2 separate regions of the Homo sapiens genome follow, and region 2 is linked to region 1. The links are chromatin loops, found by intact Hi-C in ENCODE. Cell type or tissue: PC-3. All regions are shown on one strand. Each heading gives the region's core, and the rest is flanking DNA. Links, peaks and the distances in the headings are about the cores only.

What was found. A loop is a pair of places that touch in the nucleus more often than their neighbours do. Peaks named below come from ENCODE experiments on the same cell type or tissue, not always from the same donor. Only the 100,000 strongest peaks of a DNase experiment are listed, where the experiment ranks them.
Region 2: a loop joins it to region 1, with 5 times the contacts of the local background. A loop is called at or near these places in 68 of 110 quality-filtered maps.

What each region holds. Positions count from the first base shown.
Region 1 is chr7:95,602,844-95,613,092 of GRCh38, reverse strand. PDK4-AS1 (PDK4 antisense RNA 1) reads right to left here. Exons shown (of 3, transcript XR_001745287.3): 2 at 3,231-6,153; 3 at 1,976-2,549. Among named protein-coding and RNA genes, the nearest start is that of PDK4-AS1, 11 kb to the right of the region's middle. RefSeq lists enhancers at 3,492-4,691, 1,947-5,783. In PC-3, for the core only: no CTCF peak of the experiment used is centred there; DNase peaks (open chromatin) are centred at 3,322 and 4,142; H3K4me3 peaks cover 1,726 bases; H3K27ac peaks cover 1,825 bases.
Region 2 is chr7:95,538,979-95,549,227 of GRCh38, reverse strand. ASB4 (ankyrin repeat and SOCS box containing 4) reads right to left here. Exons shown (of 5, transcript NM_016116.3): 5 at 8,995-10,249. Among named protein-coding and RNA genes, the nearest start is that of PDK4, 52 kb to the left of the region's middle. In PC-3, for the core only: a CTCF peak has its summit at 4,060; a DNase peak (open chromatin) is centred at 4,057; H3K4me3 peaks cover 735 bases; H3K27me3 peaks cover 1,490 bases.

The sequences.
Region 1 (10,249 bases), core at 889-8,888:
TGGCTCTTGACAAGCTTTCTTACTTATTTCATCAAGGAGTGCCTAGTAGAACACAGTTTGGGAAATTCTAAATTAGTTTATGAATGTCAATCTGGAGGGAAGTTTCCAACTCAATTCTACTTGTTTTTAATCATCAATGTATATTTTAAGTCTCAAAAAGGCTGATTTAGTATGCAGCATTTTTCACATGTATTTGAGCATGGTATTATTTTTTCAGCAGCATTTTACAAAACTGGTATTCTATTACATTTTCTTCCAGAAACAGTTTTCTATGGTTTGTTCTATCCTTAAAAACAACTTGTTCAAATGGCAAAAACGGAATTGTCAAATTTTCAGATAACGCAAACTAGTTTTGAAAACAAAGTTGGTCAATATGAATTTGAATTCATTAATATCTGGACAGGCAAGATTAATGAGATATAAAAAACTTTTATTGGCCTTGAAAAATCAATTACTTAAGTGTATATGTTTTTTGAGGGACAGGGAGAACCAGGCATTGGAGTTTTAGTTGACAATAAACTCAACCAAAAGTATAATGTTGCTGCATCAAAAGCCAGTTCAACTCTAGTCTACACTATTAAGAGAATCATGTCAAAAACAGAGAAGAAAGAGAATGTAGCTAAGTACCATTGTAAATCTACAAGATGCTGGAAGGTCTGGGGATGATATTAAAGGAAGTGGGTGAAAAGTTTGGAGAAAAGAATACACAGGCATAATGGTACTGGCCTCCAAATATGTGGGAGAAATTTCATGGAATGTAATTCAAGCATCTTAATTGCCAGCTTCTAGGCCTATTTTTTAAAGCTGTGGTTGTACCTAACTAGAGCTATCTTATTCAAATGGGAAATTTATTCACAAAATCCACAAGTGGCGGGTGGATAAGGCTTAGCAAAGATGAAGGGAACTCTGAGACAGGGCAGGCAGAAGCCCAGCAGGGCCACAAACAGGAGCCGTATGGTCCCCACCACTACCTTCCTCCAATGTCACTAGTGATGAATGACCAGACCTGCCCTCAGGTTCTTGCAGTTGCAGCACTCACTTAAAATTCAAATCTGATCAAGGAGTTGGATCAGGTCGGGTGTCTGGCCCTGGCTATAGGAGGGAATGAAGAAAAGAGAGATCCCAGTGTCTTTTATGGGAGGTAAACACTTCCTCTTCCAAGACAAAACACAACAGGGGTGTTCCCAAAAGGAAATCAAGGCACAACTTGGAAGCTAGAAGTTTGGCTATGAGATAGCCAAAATTACTGAATGTTAGATGAAGAAACTACAAGGGGTTAAATTCAAGTTCTTCCAGAGAGCAGAACTAGAAAAAAATGAGACAGGCAGAGTGAAGTCAATGTTTTAGCATAAAGAAATAATAACAATTCTTTCTGCACCAGGAGGAAATAAAGTTCCTTACTAGTCAGGGAGCACTGTGCCAACTGAAGTATCCCAGCAGCAATGAGAGGGTTGTTGGTTTGGGATGCTGTAAGGATGTCCCACTTGGAGAAGGAGTTTATGCTAAATGAACTCTAATCAAAGATACTTCCTCAATAAGGGAAATGCAACAATTATTCAGACTCATTCTGTGAGAATTTTAAAATCAATAATGAGCAACCAAGGAGATTTGAAAAGTGGAATGCACCCTAGAGGTCATCTAGAACAATAAAATTTTTGTCAGTATGGAAGCTGAGATGTAGGGAGATGAAATAATTTTCCCCCAAGGGCTTTCAGTGAGTAAATAGCAAAAGAAATGTAAAACAGGATTCCTACGTCCTCAACTCATACTTCTCTGCTACAAAATACTCCTTCTTTTTTTAAACTGAATAGTTGCACTTAGTGATAAGACGTATAAAACTTAGAAAAACTTATAAAACTAGAAAGAAATCTCCAAATCTATACATTGTTAACAGAATGACCATGAACACAGGAAAGCGTGGTCATGTGGGGGAGGGGGATGTGGCCAAAGGGGGAGAAGGAGACAAGACAAAAAATTCATTCAAACCAAAATGAATTTATTTTTCTGATATGGCCTCTAAATTACCAACATGTCCTTTGTTTTGATGCTAACCTTTTCTGGTAATTAAAGTTTGGGTGTTAAAGAAAAAACAATGCCTTTAAGTACTAGCAAGACGTCAGGAAAATGTCACTGTGAAGGCAAATTATTTTCATCTGCTTAGTAAACTTTTTGATTGATGAAAAGTCAATACTTCACCAATTCTTCTTGCAGGTGTTGTTTGTCTGATATGTCTCCTGTGTCATCTGGATACAACAGTTTAAACAGTATTTTAATGAGAAAAATTGCCTGTGGCTGACCTGGAACTGCCTCAAATGAATTTGTAGCTGATAAGATGTTTGCTTGAAATGTTCTTTGAGGGACAAATCCATTATTCGTTGCCACTTTTTCCAAGGTTCATGGAGAAATTAGCTTAATTATTCCTTGCCAGAAGAAAGCAAATGCTGCTTTTTTGAGAAAGAAGGGCAAATGCTATTATTCACTGGGTTTCAGCAATTCTTTCATAAATCAGCATAGTGAAGTTGGTAGACTAGACCATTAGACACCTTTCTCTGAAAGATAGAGTACATTATATTAATTATTCTTCCTCAATGTAGAGGCAAAAGAAAAATATGAGTTTCCTTAAAGGCTGTGTCAAAATATTGAGATAAAATGTAGAAATCTCAGTCATTCAGAGACGTCCTAAATATGTCTAATATTTCTATGGCCTCCTATCTCCTTTCAAATTGATGTAGGGTATAGATTTTCCAATTGCATCCTGAAATACCATATCCGTTAGCAGCCAAGGAAGGATTAGCATAACTCAGAAGCACTCACTTAAAAGAAAATCAAAAGAAAAATAAGAAAGAAGAAGAAAGGACAGGGAAAAATAGGCCATCCAAAAATTAAAGCCATGCACCATTACTGTCCTCTCCATACAATTTCTGGGTTCTTTCTCTTATAATAACTTAATGGTCCTCTATGCTGTTGCTCAGCTGCTCCAGTGGGAATGCCCCATCCTCTCAGAGCACAAATCCTACCATCTAGCTGATTCTAGACATTTTCATGACAGCCTGTTTACCACCCCATAATCCCAAAGTTAAGAGAGGCTATCACAGCTCCTTCTTAGCTAGCTCAGTTTTCTTTGAATGAAGTTTACACCAAACACGTTTTCATCCAGCCTTGTGAGCAACCAAAGTCTTTCTTGCTTGAATTAATTTACCTTTGGGGGTTGGTAAATGGAATTTATTTACCTTTATTTAGATTCCCGATGTTTCAAGAGGAAATGCTTGTAAGGAACTAACTCTGGAAACCATCTGAGAGGAACACTGTTTGCACAGCACTTTTCAAAATAATAGCATGGCAGGCTTCCCAGTTCACAGCCACAACATCCTGCGGAATCAGCTGAGCTTTTAAAAAAGCTAACAACCAGTTTGAATTTGAGCAATTATTTGGGGGTTCAAGGCAGCAAAGCTTTTGTTCTTAAAATCTAGAACAGTGGTCTTCTTACATCATCATTCAGATAGACCTGAAACAAAAATTTGACACCAAAAAAAAAAAAAAAAAAAAAACTGCCCTTACCACAAAGATGCTTTTTTCCCTTGATTCTATTTCATTTTAATGCTGTTCGTGACTCATTAAACTGATTTCATGATCCACTAATTAGTTACAACCCACAATCTAAAAAGCACTTGTCTAGAACATGGAGAAGTTCTCTGCTGACCTGGAGTCATTTCAAACACCATGTTTTAAAGATTTCACAGCAATGTTGCAAATTAAACTACCTGAAGATTAGGAATCATTGCTCTAGAGCAATTGATAAGAAAACCTACAGGTTTCTTTATTGAAATACACTTTTGAAAAGAATCTCACCTGGCAGTTATTTTAAATAATATAAATGTAGCAGTAAGTAGGCTGTTGATCAGTTTGCCATACTCAGTACAGGGTGATCTATGAAGTACTTTGCAATCTGTTTTTTCCACTTGAGCAGCAGAATTCCTAACAGCCAGGAGACTCACGCAAGAACACAGTGAGTAGCTGAGCCTCATGCAAGAACACAGTGTCAGATCAGGGCTATGATAGAGACGCCTTGGTCTCCCCGACCTTTCCCCTAGTGAGCTCTATTTCCATGAACAGAAACTAGATGCCTGGGAGCTGAGGCATGGAAAGTTATTGCTGCTCGGCAGCAGTGACCCTTCACCTACTAAACTTCCCCTTGTTGACTCTGCAGCCAGGCAGTCCCGCCCAGGCTGTGGGTGTGGGACTGACCTTTCACCAACTTAGCCTGCTCGAGAGAGCCCCAGCATCTGCTTAGCTTCCGCAGGCCAGCTGCTTCTTCCTTCCAACACAATGTTGGTAAAAATTGTGCATAGCAGAAAGTAACTTTCTTTTTTCCCTAGGGCATTAATTTATAGGTTTCATTTCTTATTTAAAAATAAAAATAAACAATCCCTCACTCCCTTTGCTCCAATACACAGTGCATTTTGAGAAGCCTATTTGAAAGAAGAAGTGAGAGAACCCTAGTGTGCAACGGGTGGAATAAAGAACAAAAAAAGAGGACCCTTAACCCTTCCTATTTGTACTTCCTTTTGAGATTCTGCACTGACTGTTGAAACACGGTCAGGCAGGCCTGCTTTCCTCAATCAAGAACACAGCCATGTTGCCCAAACTCAGCATTTGTCAGGCCCTCGAGTTATTTTCAAAATGGGAAACTAAAGGGGGAAAGAAGTATGTGTCTGTGTGATTATTGTTAAAGTTGCAGACAGTCTCGTTTTCTCTCTGGCAAAGTCTAACTGAGCTCAAGAGGACATCAGGTAAAATCAATTTTGTTCAAGAAACAAACGGTTGAGTTTCCAGCATCTGTTTAGTTTGTTTTAGCATTCAACTGTTTCACACAGTTGCCTGGTTTTGGCCAACAGGGCAAATAGGTATTCTTCTAAAGTTTCAGAAAGGCAATTAAAAAAAAAAAAAAAAATCTTACGCTTCTCAATCCCCAGAAGAGTGTGACAAGGATTTCTGTTTAAACTGAGATTTAGAGAACCCATTTTTCCTACCAGCTGTATGACTCTGGTGACTTAACTCTTCTGCTTGTTTTTCCTCTGCGATTGAAAATGTTGGATTAAATGAATGATTTTCATGTTTTCCATTGACAGTCTCACTAAAGGACAGTTCTTCTAAATGTAAAGGGGAGGGTGGAGGTAGGGTGCTGCTGCAGGGCAGAACACCCCACCAGCAGCTGCTTGGGCCCCCAGCCCAGTAACAACAGGGGTTGCATCTCCCAAACATAATTCACTGATCCACTGATCTCTGGAGTCCTGCGTTGGGACGAATCCCAAGGCCGCATCAGATCACACAGGAGAAGATGTTATGATCCATTATTACTGGTGGCAGCCAAGCTGGAGAGGGAAGGACTAACCACTTGCATAACATGTAATTGCTTAAACTAGTATTTTCAAACAAATGCAGAAATTTTAGTATGACATCTGGGTATCTGTCCTTTTACTGCCAAATATGTAATGTACAATGCATTGCTCATACCAATAGGCCAGTGAACATAAATTGCAAGTAGTAAGGAATATTAGTATAACTGACTGAATTTTCCCATTTTTACCTAGACAGTGAATGCAATGGTGATACAGCTTTGACTGCCCCTGCACTGGGTTAAGCAACAAAATCACAAAAGAAAGTGACGTCTAAAATTTGTCTTTCAGATGACCTGGTGCTTGATTGTGCTCCTTTTACTATCTGACACCCCCAAAAAATTAGTCTAAGGCAGCCAACCAGTGCTACACAAACCAAGGCTGGAACTTAGCAAAACCTGGAGTTTTCCAAGTAAAATAATTCTATTTGAACTCAGTGTGTGTAGTAGAGGATACAGGAAAAAGAAAGGTCCTATTCAGTGATAATCTCAGGAAATTCATGCAATGATCAGCAATCAGAGGAAAGGAACAGGCCACAAAACTGTAAGCAAAGTTTCATGTTCAGTATTAGTCCACAGAAGACAATGAGCAGGAATAGTAAGGGAGAAATCTGATTGCAGGCTCTTCAGGTTTTGAGTCTCCAAGCCTCGTGGTATGCCCGAGCTTGTGAGAAATCGAAGGCAGGAAGTTCTCGCCATGGTTTTCAGCTCCATCAGGTCATTTAAGGTCTTCTCTACCATCAGAGTGAACAGATAACCTACAGAATAGGGGGAAATTTTTGCAATCTACCCATCTGACAAAGGGCTAATATGCAGAATCTACAAAGAACTTAAACAAATTTACAAGAAAAAAATCAAACAACCCCATCAAAAAGTGGGCAAAGGATATGAACAGACACTTCTCAAAAGGAGACATTTATGCAGCCAACAGACACATGAAAAAATGCTCACCATCACTGGCCATCAGAGAAATGCAAATCAAAACCACAATGAGATACCATCTCACACCAGTTAGAATGGCAATCATTAAGAAGTAAGGAAATGACAGGTGCTGGAGAGGATGTGGAGAAATAGGAACACTTTTACACTTTTGGTGGGAGTGTAAACTAGTTTAACCATTGTGGAAAACAGTATGGCGATGTGTCTGGAATTGGTGGGTTCTTTGTCTCACTGACTTAAAGAACGAAGCCGCAGACCCTTGCGGTGAGTGTTACAGTTCATAAAGGTGATGTGTCTGGAGTTTGTTCCTTCTGATGTTCGGACATGTTTGGAGTTTCTTCCTTCTGGTGGGTTCGTGGTCTCGCTGGCTTCAGGAGTGAAGCTGCAGACCTTCGCGGTGAGTGTTACAGCTCTTAAGGCGGCGCTTCTGGAGTTGTTCGTTCCTCCTGTCTGGAGTTGTTCATTCCTCTCTCTGGGTTCGTGGTCTCGCTGGCCTCAGGAGTGAACCTGCAGACCTTCGCGGTGAGTATTACAGCTCATAAAGGCAGTGCGGACCCAAAGAGTGAGCAGCAGCAAGATTTATTGCAAAGAGCAAAAGAACAAAGCTTCCACGAACAGGTTGCCACTGCCAGCTCAGGCAGCCTGCTTTTATTCCCTTATCTGGCTCCACCCACATCCTGCTGATTGATCCATTTTACAGAGAGCTGATTGGTCCGTTTTGACAGGGTGCTGATTGGTGCATTTACAATCTCTGAGCTAGACACAGAAGTTCTCCAAGTCCCCACTAGATTAGCTAGACACAGAACACTGATTGGTGCATTTACAAACCTTGAGCTAGACACAGGGTGCTGATTGGTGTATTTACAATCCGTTATCTAGACATAAGGGTTCTCCAAATCCCCACCAGATTAGCCAGATACAGAGTGCTGATTGGTGCATTCACAAACCTTGAGCTATACACAGAGTGCTGATTGGTGTATCTACAATCCCTTAGCTAGACATAAAGGTTCTCCAAGTCCCCACTAGACTCAGGAGCCCAGCTGGCTTCACCTAGTGGATCCCACATGGGGGCTGCAGTCAGAGCTGCCTGCCAGTCCCACGCCATGTGCCCACACTCCTCAGTCCTTGGGCGGTCGATGGGACCGGGTGCTGTGGAGCAGGGGGTGGCGCTTGTCAGGGGACCCAGCGCACCTTCTGCAGCTGCTGGCCTAGGTGCTAAGCCCCTCACTGCCCGGGGCTGGCAGCACGAGCCGGCTGCTCCGAGTGCGGGGCCCACCGTGCCCACGTCCACTCAGAACTCATGCTGGCCCATGAGAGTTGCGTGCAGCCCCGGTTCCCGCCTGTGCCTCTCCCTCCACACCTCCCTGCAAGCAGAGGGAGCTGGCTCCGACCTCGGCCAGCCCAGAGAGGGGCTCCCATAGTGCAGCAGCAGGCTGAAGGGCTTCTCAAGCACGGCCAGAGTGGGCGCCCAGGCCGAGGAAGCACTGAGAGCAAGTGAGGGCTGCCAGCATACTGTCACTTCTCAGCAATTCCTCAAGGATCTAGAACTAGAAATACCACTTGACCCAGCCATCCCATTACTGGGTATATACCCAAAGGATTATGAATCATGCTACTATAAAGACACATGCACACATGTTTATTGAGGCACTATTCACAGTAGCAAAGACTTGGAACCAACCCAAATGTCCATCAATGATAGACTGGATTAAGAAAATGTGGCACATATACACCATGGAATACTATGCAGCCATAAAAAAGGATGAGTTCATTTCCTTTGTAGGGACATGGATGAAGCCGGAAACCATCATTCTGAGCAAACTATTGCAAGGACAGAAAACCAAACACCGCATGTTCTTGCTCATAGTTGGGAAGTGAACAATGAGAACACTTGGACACAGGGTGGAGAACATCACACACCAGGGCTTGTCGTGGGTTGGGAGGAGGGGGAAGGGATAGCATTAGGAGAAATACCTAATGTAAATGACGAGTTAATGGGTGCGGCACACCAACATGGCACATGTATACATATGTAACAAACCTGCACATTGTGCACATGTACCCTAGAACTTAAAGTATCATTAAAAAAAATAAAAAAAGAAATAGAAGGCAGGAGGGCTGCTGACCCATTTCCTGGTCCCAATTTTGCCTTCCAAGTCAGTGAAAAGCCTATTTTGGACAGATATTTGGCAACTTCCTCTGTCTGTTCTCTTGCTACATCTATTTTCATTTCAACTTTTGGAATAACATTTATTTTCTTTACAATTAAGAAGTAACACATATTTCATGGCTTATCATTTGAAAACTCATTTCAAATGCAAATATAAATACTGGTAATTCCATTGCCCAAAATTAACCACTATGGATAATCTGATACATTTTCCTTATGCATAGATTTGTATATATGTTTGTGCATATAATATTTAAAATATTAACCACGTGTGTTTTCCACCAATATTTCTAATAATCTCAAGATCCTCTCCCCAATTTGGGCAACTGGACCATGACTCACAGAAGGAGCCAAAAATACTTATACAAGTTTTGAGAAATCTGCTTTACTGAGGAATTGAGATGTAGGTTTTCCTTTTTCTCAGATCCACAAAACCTGTATATGGTTTCTGTGATGCACCCACTAACCCCCTTTTGGGGCTCATCTGGGCTACTGTCAAGTCTCCTCCAGTTTTTATTCTCTTCTGCACCCCTATAACAAGAGAGTCTCTTCTAGTTCAAGAGGCAATAGTGAGAAACCTGATGTGATTTATTGTAGTTTCACTATGCTACAAATCCCCTCAAGGACTACACTTTTGAGACTCATTCCCTATGCCAAGACCTTAGAAAATAGCAGGAATAGAAATGGCCTCATGAAGGATTTAGGCAGACAGGCCTGTGACAGCCTTGTAGAGTTTCCTGTAGTCCAATGTATTACAGTCCCAACAGAGGGGGCACTAAGGTAGATGGGGTATGAGACTATGGTTCAGTATATTTCAGGTACAGAAAAATGGAATGCTGTCCTTGGATCCAAGAATAACCAGAGGCCACAAAGAGAGCCAGGCGCAAATGGGTCTTTTGGATGGGAATGAGACCTGATGGAGTGGCAATCTGCACGAACCAATAATCTAGGACTAGATTTGATAGGAATCATCTCGATGGAAGCTAGCATGGCTACTTGTCTACTTTCCCTGATAACTTGGGCCTATATACACTCCTGGGAAAATAGATGCCACTCCAGGGGAAAAGAACAGTAAAATCCCACATTAACCAAAAGGCCTTTAATAGACATTATACTGACTTACAGGAAATCAAAAGAAAAGAAAATATCAACACATGTACACTTGACACTTATGGATTGAAATTTGTAACCACTCTCTATATGTAGAATTTTTTTTTTTTTTTTTAGACAGAGTCTCGCTCTGTCACCCAGGCTGGAGTGCAGCGGTGTGATCTTGGCTCACTGCAACCTCTGCCCCCTGGGTTTAAGCAATTCTCTGCCTCAGCCTCCCGAGTAGCTGGGATTATAGGCGGGTGCCACCACGCCCAGCTAATTTGTGTATTTTTAGTAGAGACGGAGTTTCACCATCTTGGCCATGCTGGTCTTGAACTCTTGACCTCGTGATACACCTTTCTCGGCCTCCCAAAGTGCTGGGATTACAGGCATGAGCCACCGCATCAGGCCATATATTTAGAATGGTTTTAACTAAGGCTTAGTGGGTTTAACTAGAGTAGTTTTAATTAGATTTGCCAAGTGAATGTAACAGAGAGAGAGAGAATTAAGGGTTTTCCCAAGAGCCTAATTATAATGTTGGTTCATGGAGTCCATGCTGGATAAGAGGGGAAGAAAAGACATAAGAAGAACGAAGGAAAGTAAAATGGTAACCTCAATGAGATCAGGAAAGGCTAAGGGGTATAGGAAGCAGT
Region 2 (10,249 bases), core at 750-8,749, 64 kb after region 1:
ACCACTTTCTTAATATGGTCTAGCACTGTAGTTATCAAGTGCACTCTCTTTCTATATCCCCATCCTCCCGTAACTCTCTCCTAAGTGTCAGGGATTTACTGGACATCCCCATCCTGCTATCCCATAAGCCCCTCAAAATCAACATGTCCAAAATTAATTTTGTCATAAGAAACAGGATAGCATAATGGTTTTAAAACAAAGCAAAACACACAGGCATTGGTATGCAAGTGATTGAGTTTGAATCCTGCCTCTACCTTTAATTACCTGTGAGATCCTAGGCAATTGCATAATCTGTCTATACTACAGTTTAATCGTCCATAAAATAAAAATAATAGTATTTTCCTCATAGGGTTATAGTAAGAATTAAATAAATTAAAGCATGTAAAGGAATTAGCATCATTATATTTTCCATGTCAGGTTTGCTATAAATAAGAGTTAAAAAATGAATGAAGCAACACAGTTAATGCTTAATCTAATACTTAGTCAAGCTACTGGTAACAAAAAACTCAAAACATGAAATACAGATTTGAGAAGTCCAGATTTCAGCAGCAATTTTGATAATTAGTAACTAGACCTTGATTAACATAACTTTTCTAGTCCTCATTTCCTCATAGTCAAAATAGGGATGGCACTAATAGCTACCAACTGTGGGGTGTTGACTATGTGTTAGGTACCATTGCTGAGTACTTTATAAGCATTACAAATAATAACACAAAAGTTTAGTAATCATTTTGGAATAATCACTGATGGACAATATAACATTCATTCATTCTTAAAACAGTATACACTGAGTGACTATTAAATGCTAGGAGTTGAGATACAAAGGGAACAAATGACAAACTATTCCAACAGACAGTTCACCAAAGAAGATACACAAATAGCAAATAAGCAAGTGAAAAGCTGTTTAACATCATTAGCCCTCAGAGAAATACAAATGAAAAGTACAGAGACTTATCACTATTTACCTATCAGAATGGCTAAAATTAAAAAGACTTACATCACCAACTATTGACAAGAATGACAGCAACCGGAACTCTCATATTGCTGGTAGAAATGCAAACATGTACATCACTTTGGAAAACAGTTTGGTACTTTCTTGTAAAATTAAAGTGGCTGACCTTGAATTTCACTTCTAGATATTTGCCCAAGGGAAATGGAAACATGCCCACAAAAAAGATTTGAACAAGAGTGTTTACAGCATATTCATCCATTGTATTAGTCAAGACTCTCCAAAGAAACAGAACCCGTAGGTTATATATACATAGAAAGAGAGATAAAAAATATGTTAAGAGATTGGCTCAGATGATTATAGGGACTAACAAGTTTGAAATCTGCAGGGGAAGCCAGCAGGCTGGAGACCCAGGGAAGAGTTAATGTTTCAGTCATGAATCTGAAGACAATCTGGAGGCAGAATTCCCACTTTCTCAGGGGACCTCAGTCTTTTTCTTGTAAGGCATTCAACCGATGGGATGAGAACAAACCCCATATTATGGAGAGTGATCTGCTTTACTCAAAACCTATTAACTTAAATGTTTATTACTTCTAAAAAATATTTCCACAGCAACATCTAAACTGATGTTTAACCAAATATCTGGATACACATAGCCTAGCCAAGTTAACACACAAAACTAACCCTCACATCTATTATTACCCTAAGCTGGAAATAACCCAAATCTTCATCGCTAGGAGAATGCATAAATATTTATTTTGGTATATTCACAGGATGGAACACGATTAAGCAATAAAGAAGTATAAACTACTAATATATGCAAAATATGGATGAATCTCCAAAATATTATGTTACGAGAATGAAGCCAAACACATAAGAATATATGCTGTATAATTCTGTTTTTGTGAAGTTCAAAACCAAGTAAACCTAACCCATGGTGATAGAAACAGTACAGTGGTTGCCTGTGGGAGATAGGAATTTACTAGAAAGAGACAAAAGAATACATGAAGATATTCTGGGGTAATAAATGTATTGTTTACCTTGACTAAAGTGTTGATTATAAGGGTATATACACTTGTAATCATTCATACAATTATCCATTTTAAAGTTGTGTATTTCACTATTGGTAAATTTTACCTTAATCTTTTAAAAAACTGAAGAGATTACAGTTCCTTCTTTTAAGGAGGTTACAGCCTGGTGGTAGAGACTGGCAGACAGGCATTTACAACATAGTATAAGTGAGGTACTTAACCTAATTCGCCTATTAAAGCTTTTAAAAGGGGACGTGGGAAATTGGAGTGGTATTTTTGAAAGCACCCCAGGTATCTGAATGTGCAGACTCATCAGTTTCCCAATGAAGGCCAAGACTTTGCCATTATTCACCTTTGAATCCACAGCAGGTACAGAGTCCAGCTCAATAAATATTTGTTGAATAAATGGCAAAATTCTATGCTTCTCCTGACCAAAGAAAACCAAAAGTGAAATCCTGTGCCGGCAGCCCTGCCTTCTAACTCCATCCAGCTTTTTATTTATACAATTCGAGACCAAGAGCCTGTGAGAGGATTGAGAATGAAATCCAAGGATGACAAATGTATTTCACCTTGCCTATCAACTCTAAGCAATTGGAAGTAACAGTCCTTACACTGTACTGAGAAGAACTCTGCGGCTGAGTCTGGGCTCAAAAGGAGAGAATATTTTGGTTGGTTATTATTGTCTGCCGTAGGTGTAAAAAATAACACACCCCACTTTTGCCATCCCTGAAGAGCTCAAATTCAAGCACCACATAATATCAAAATAAGATACAGACACAGCATATGTTCAATGAGTCAACCTTGCTCCAACGCAGAAAAAAAAATATTTAAGAATCATTGGAAACTAAATCAAATATCTACACATTGAAAGAGGGCCCATATTAATTTATTTAGATGCGGCCCATGTCTACAAATGGGCAGATTTCCTTCAGTGGGCTGCAACTGGAATATCACTGAATATCTATTCATATGCTCACATATTTTTGTTAGATATGTGTGTGTCTAACCATTTGTGGAATGTGCAGGGTCTACAAGTCAGTCACTTACAGAAATCTAGAATTCAAGCAGGGTGGGACTATAATAATAATTGCAATTTATTAAAAGTTAACCAGGTGCCTGACATTGTACTAAACAATTATTGCTCCTAGTTACAAAGGTGGGAACTGGGCCTCAGAAAATATTAAGTGACAGGGAGGAGTTCCAACTCTGGCATGTCTGATTCTATGCATTACTCTGTATGGCTACCTATTCAGCTATATTATCTCAATAACTAATTCTTTTATGATTTTCCAGAAGGGAGCAACTCTGTGACCATACCGGTGGAGATGTCTGACTATGTGCAAAAGTGCATGGGACACCTGTGACTCAGATGGCATGATTAGGCTTCTCTGGCATTGCCTGGGATGGGCAGAAACATGCATATCTCATTTTGGAGGCTTTTCTCCTGTCTCTTTGGTAGTTTTTAATCCTAGCTTGGTCCTGATCTCTCACCTGCAATCTATTGCTAGAAAGACAACAAATGCTATTCTTGCCAGTTGTTGACAGACCCTAAGAATATATCAACATTTACTCTACATAAGTACATGCTCACACTGAGATCCTAGCCACGAAGAAGCAAAACAAAAACAAAAACAAAACCACACCCAGGAATGAGAACAAGAAACAATAAGGGAAGAGAGAAATGGAGAGAATATGAAAGAGACAGAAAGAAAAACAGGGAGGAAGAAAGAAAGAAGGGAAATTGAATGAATGGAATTACTAATGAAATTGTCTATTTCAGTGCTACACAGAGAGAAACTAACTGCAATGTTGTTTTTTTCCTTCCAGATTATGTAACCACAGGACAGAAACCTATGGTTCTAAAATCATTTCCTGATACCCAGATCTCTTTCCAATGAAGGCAAGAGCAAAATTCTTTGAAACTGTAACCAGGAGATTAAAGAAAGGTGCCATAGAATACCTATTTACCTTTCTTGATCTTTCTGGTTTAATTTTCTTCAAGACGGCCTTTAGAAATGAAAGCTGTGTGTAATTCCATAGCTGTGATTCACAGCAGGGAGAAAATTCTCCTACAGTGCCTCCTTTAGGCCAAACTGCCAGGAGCAATGAACCCTTAACAAAACAGCTTGGGACAGTTTGTTTCAGAGAGTGAGTCTGTACCACGGGAAAATCGTTGCAGTTAAAATGCAATAAAAAGAAAAAAAAAAAAGCTGGATCTTTGGCCTGTGCACATAAATGTCTTAGAAACCCTGTCATATCTGGCTGGGCACAGTGGCTCATGCCTGTAATCCCAGCACTTTGGAAGGCCGAGACAGGTGGATCACAGGAGTTTGAGACCAGCCTGGTCAGCATAGTGAAACCCCCTGTCTATCAAAAAATAGAAAAATTAGCTGGGCGTGATGGCATGCACCTGTAATCCCAGCTACTTGGGAGGCTGACATGACAGAATCCCTTGAACCTGGGAAGCGGAGGTTGCAGTGAGCCGAGATTGTGCCACTGCACTCCAGCCTAAGCAACAGAGTGAGACCCCATCTCAAAAAAATAAAATAAAATAAATAAAAATAAATAAATTCCCCCAAAGAGTCTGGAATGTCAAGTAGTTAATCACCATTACCTAAATAAAGAAATTGACACTTGAATTAAGAAACTGACCCAAGTTCACAAAGATATTAAATGGAACAATCAAGATTAAAACTCAAGCCATTGAATTCCAAAGTCCATATATTTTTCTTTGTGCCACACTGCAGTGCTAGTTGGAGTAAACAGTTTTCAGCTTCTTTGTATTTTTGTCATAGAATTAACCAGATGTTGCTTAGGAACAATTTGCTGATGCCTGTGTTTTCCTTGATGGATCATCCTAAGAGACCTTTTGTTGTCCATCTGACTTCAGCAGTATTTGGAGTCCTGGGATCCCTGAAAGACTGTAATGACGTCAGTGCTTCAGTGAATAATTTAGCACTTGAACACTGCCATGTTGAGAAGTATAAGCAGTCCTAGACCTCCAAATTTTGCTCTGTTCTGTCATTTTCTGATGCCCTGGAAGAAACATTTCTTTCTTTTTTTAATGCAATTTTTAAAATCTTTAGCTTTTGATAAAAAGAAAAAGTAAGGCTATCATCCCCTTTGTTGCTCCAGAGTAAATTATTCCATATGATTGGAGTGTTTTACATGAGAAGGGAGGGTTAATTAGTATCATTTTTACATATTTTTTCAGATCTAAAGGATCAGAATTGTATTTGGGGGTGGCATGGAAGAAAAGAGTAATGATAAAGGCAATTACCTGGTATTAAACATCATGACGGTGCTCTAAAAATGATGAATACCCTGTAAATGTTACATGGTTGTATCATAATTGTTACTGCTATAAAAATTATAAGGTTGGAAAAAGTATAATTATAATGATAATAATATTCATTGATTCCCCATGGTGCTTCCCCACTCTTTGAGACATTTCATAATTTCATCCCACTCAGCTCTTCCAACCTCATCCTCTGCTCCCCACACACAACAAATGTTCATCTACGTGCATCAAGTTACTCTAACTGACAGTGGTGAATACTCAGTGTATACTCCAGCTCTCACCCTTTGTCAGGGATACTCACTTTTAAATTCCCTCCCAAACCCCAGGGCCTTACTGTTACCCAAACTATTACCTAAACCCCACCCCTCTTCAGGTCACAGATCAAGTCCACCTGCCTTCCGTGGTCCATAGTGGCTTCTATCTGCCCTCGACTCCAATAGCACTTACCATCCCGACCACCGCCCAGGCTGTCACGGACTTGTCACAGTGTTTTTTGTGTGTGCATCAGTCAGATCCCTAGAGGAAATGGAGGACACACTCAATAGGGGTGACTGAAAAGAAACTAATTAAGGGCTATCTGTGGAAGTGTAGGTAGGGAGCCAGGAAGGGCCCCAATCTTCTGCCGATCTTCCCATGGACTGAACCCTCTAGGAAGCCAGGCGACAGGGAGTCAGTTGATACAGTCTGTGAAAGTCATTCTGCCAAGACCCAGAGCAGGGTAGAGAGAGGATCCTTGTTTAGAGAATGGGCAGCTCATTTTGTATGTCTTGCTTCCTGAATCAAATTATTCGTAATCTATATTGGTTCCCACCACTTGTCAGTCAAATACTGACTTTCAGCTTCCACCACATCTGGAACAGGACAAGGAGTGAATGTTTGCCTTTGTACCTCTCAGCAGGTGTGTCTTGGCTCCTGGATCTTGAGAAGGACCTCAGTACCTACCTTCTACATCTGAGGCTGCCTTACACACCCCAGCATGATAGCTGTTTTGTCCATTTTTCTCTGCTTAGTGAGCACTGAAAACTAATCCAGGCTGTCTTTAAGAAATACAAGGTGGCTATTTTATTTCCATAACTGGATTCAGCATATATTTGCAGAGTGGTTATCCAATATCATTGAGACATAGCTCTTTCTGAGAAAACAGAAAACCAATTAGTAAAGAAGAAATTTAAGTTCACTTAAACGACTTAGTGTCGCTTTTTTAACAACAACTGCTGGCCAGGCGCGGTGGCTCACACCTGTAATCCCAGCACTTTGGGAGGCCAAGGTGGGTGGATCATTTGAGGTCAGGAGTTCGAGACCATCCTGGCCAACATGGTGAAACCCTGCCTCTACTAAAAATACAAAAATTAGCCAGGCATGGTGGCAGGCACCTGTAGTCCCAGCTACTTGGGAGGCTGAGGCAGGAAAATCGCTTGAACCTGGGAGGTGGAGATTGCAATGAGCCGAGATCGTGCCATGGCACTCCAGCTTGGGTAACAGAGCAAGACTCTGTCTCAAAACAAAGAAACAAACAAACAACAACAAAAAAAAAAACCACTTTTGGGGGATGTTTTTGCATACATTGTTTTTCATTGATGGCAGATATGATCAAACATGAACAAAGCAACTTATCACTGAAATGTAGGTTTTGAAAATCCTTTCTGATGAACCAAATGGCTCAGTTAGACAGCATCTAATTTTTTTAAAAAACTGTGTAGTTTTTATCCTTATTTCTAAATAAAAACAAATAAACCAAAACCTTGAGCTACTAAAAATGAATCTTAAAGTGACTTGATAACAACACTCCTCTTCTTCTTCCCACATTTATCAGAGAACTACACAGGTAGTAATACCGAATAAAGTTTTTGGGTTTTTTTTTTGTTTTTTTTGTTTTTTTACAGTCAAGGTCTCACTCTGTTGCCCAGGTTGGAATACAGTGGTGTGATCATAGGTCACTGTAAACTTGAACTCGTGGGCTCAAGTGATTTTCCTGCCTCAGCCTCCGGAGGAGCTGGGACTACAGGCATGTGCCACCATACCCAGCTAAGAGAATAAATTCTTGCATGTCAAAAAATAAATGAATGAAATTATTCTACCCTCTGCTCATTCATTCTGATACCCAATGACCCTCCCTGCTAGGGATCTCATTGCTAATCTATGTCCTGCTACAAAATTCATCTCCTCCTTCTCTTTCCCCCACTGAAGATGGAAACAGCTGCGAAATCAGCTCCGTATATGATACATTTTCAAGTGACTAAATTTTTCCATAGTAAAATAGATCATTGCGTCTATTTTACTACTTACAAAAATACAAAGATGCAAAAATTAATTGGTTGGCATGTTTACTAATCCCCCACTCAGTGGAGAATTTCTATCCCTACTCCCTATCTCAAAAAAGCCCAGGAAGGTCAGGGACCTGGTTTGTCTTGTTCCCCCGTGGATTCCCAGCTGTCATCAAAGTCCTGACACAGTACAAGCTCACCCAACAGTTCCCAAAGTGAATAGAAATCTACAATGTATCACCTGCAGCTACAGATTCACTCTAAGGATATACTACTCCACTGGTGGGAGCCTATCTCTACAATATAATGATTATGACAAAAGCAAGGACATTAATACCAATAAAATGCTACTGAGTGTCATGGTCTGCTCTACATGTTTTAATCTGTTAATAACTTAACCCTCAAAACAATCCTATAAAAGTCCTATGAAGTAGGCACCGTGACTATTCTCATTTTACAAATGAAAAAACTGAGGCCTGGAGCAGGTGTGTCATTTTCCCTATATTATGAGTCAGATAAAGAGGGGACCCAGACAGAGAGCATCAGAGCCAAACCTCCAAACACCTAACTGTAATGCATCTACTTTATCCTCCTAAAGAAAGTAACAGGAATTCCTTCCAGATACTAGCTGTGGTGTTTGTGTTTCAAAGAAAATGGGTGAATAGTTGAATTCATTTGTAAAAGTTTGGAAAGTGTACCAACTTAGAACTTTGTAAGTTCTTCACAAACAATCAGATGAGTAATAAAAACGTAAGACTCAGCTGTCTTTTCCAACATTGATAACCCACTGCAAATGGTTTGTTACTTTTCTTATCCCTACAATCATCGTTCGACTACTGTGTTTTTATCAGAACCCACTGGGTTTAGAATGGAAGGACAAAGTAGAGACATAACACTCGATGATTAAAAAATAGAACACAAGTGTGTCTAGTTCCTAAGAAGGAGAGAAAACAAGATAGGTGATCTTTCCCTCATATCTAAGATTCTTCCTCTCATGTAAGTTTCAGAAGAGAGATTGTTTTTTTCTTCAAGACAGTAGATCCTATTTACAGAAAGTTTTCTAAGAAAGTAACAAAGGCGTCATGAGGATGTAATTTCCTCTGTTGCTTTGCCCAGGGTTTAGTGGACAGTGAGAATGAAGGAAAATGAAAAACCCCAGGAGGACAGAGATGGTGAGAGGCAGAGGAGAATGATTCAGTACAATTTCTTTACTACTATTAAAACACACTTGTTCTTACAGCAAGAGGCTGCATTGTATTTGTGTTTTGGCCACAGTTACCCTTTACTTTCTTTTGAAAACATTATTTATTTACAGGCACAATCCCTGATTCTCTTTTTCTTTTTAACTGTTGATAAAAGCAATGAAATGTGTAGAGTTCTTCAGTGTCATTGCTGAAAAGTCAAAGCGGGGTTAGGAAAAAGAGTCTTATTGGTAAGTAAACACAAAGATGAAAGGAGACAGAAGAGCTTTATTTAAGTTCTCTAAATAAAAGTTCAAAGATAAGGAAAAATTACTTTAATTCCACCAATAAAAAAATTACAAACAAGTAGCCATGTATTCTACACTAGATGAACATAAGTGTTTAAGCACAAGCAAGGTGAATAAGAAAAGTTTTCATTTCCCTGGGCGAGGAACATCTTCTCCCTTTGTCCTCAGCATCAGTTTTACTTGCCCCAAGTCAGTGCATCACAAGCTTTGCTGCTAGAATACGCCTTAAGATGCAGGGCAGCAAGCAATCCTCCAATTGTTCCAGGGTGTGATCTTGTTTTACTTTGTTAATTATTACTATTTTAAGATTTCAATAGTTTTGGGGGTACAGGTGGTTTTTGGTTACATGGATACATTCTTTAGTGGTGAATTTTGAGATTTTAGTGCACCCATCACTGGAGCAGTGTACACTGTACCCAATATGTAGTCTTTTATCCCTCACCCCACTCTCAAGCTTCCCCTTGCAAGTCCCCATAGTCCATTATATCACTCTGGATGTCTTTGCATCCTCATTGCTTAGCTCCCACTTATAAGTGAGAACATATGGTATTTCACTTTCCATTCCTGAGTTACTTCACTTAGAATAATGGCCTCCAGCTCCATCCAAGTTGCTGCAAAAGACATCATTTCATTCTGTTTTAGGATGTGTTCTAATACCACTTGCTGCAAGCAAACTATTTTTTGAAAGATCAAGCTTTATGTGAATAATTCATACAAATTCAGCATTCTATTCCATGATATAGATCTTGTTTTAGTACAAAATATCTCCACCAAAATATCTGAGTAAAACTGATACTTAAAAGAGATTATTGTATCCACCTATGACTTTTCTTACACAGCCCTGGGAGTAAGACAATCCCAGTTCAGAAGCACAGTCTCAACTGAGATTAACCAGTTAGGTGATTGCCAGTTAACATTAAATGATAGCCTATTGGAATATCTGACATCATCTCTATTCAACACTCCAGCATCCAAAGTTAAATATGATGGAGAACCACACACATAAAAGAAATCTGCTCACAACTGACAGATTTGTTTGCAATTTACTTCTGCTTTAACCTCTAAAAAATGATGCTAAGAGCAATGAGCTTATCTAAAAGTGATTATAGCAAGAACAAAAAAAAAAGTGAAGCAAAATTGACCTCATAAACCACAAGGCCCAGAGCTTAATCACCTACATTTTTCTTTCTGCAATCCACTAACTAGCAAGCCTGA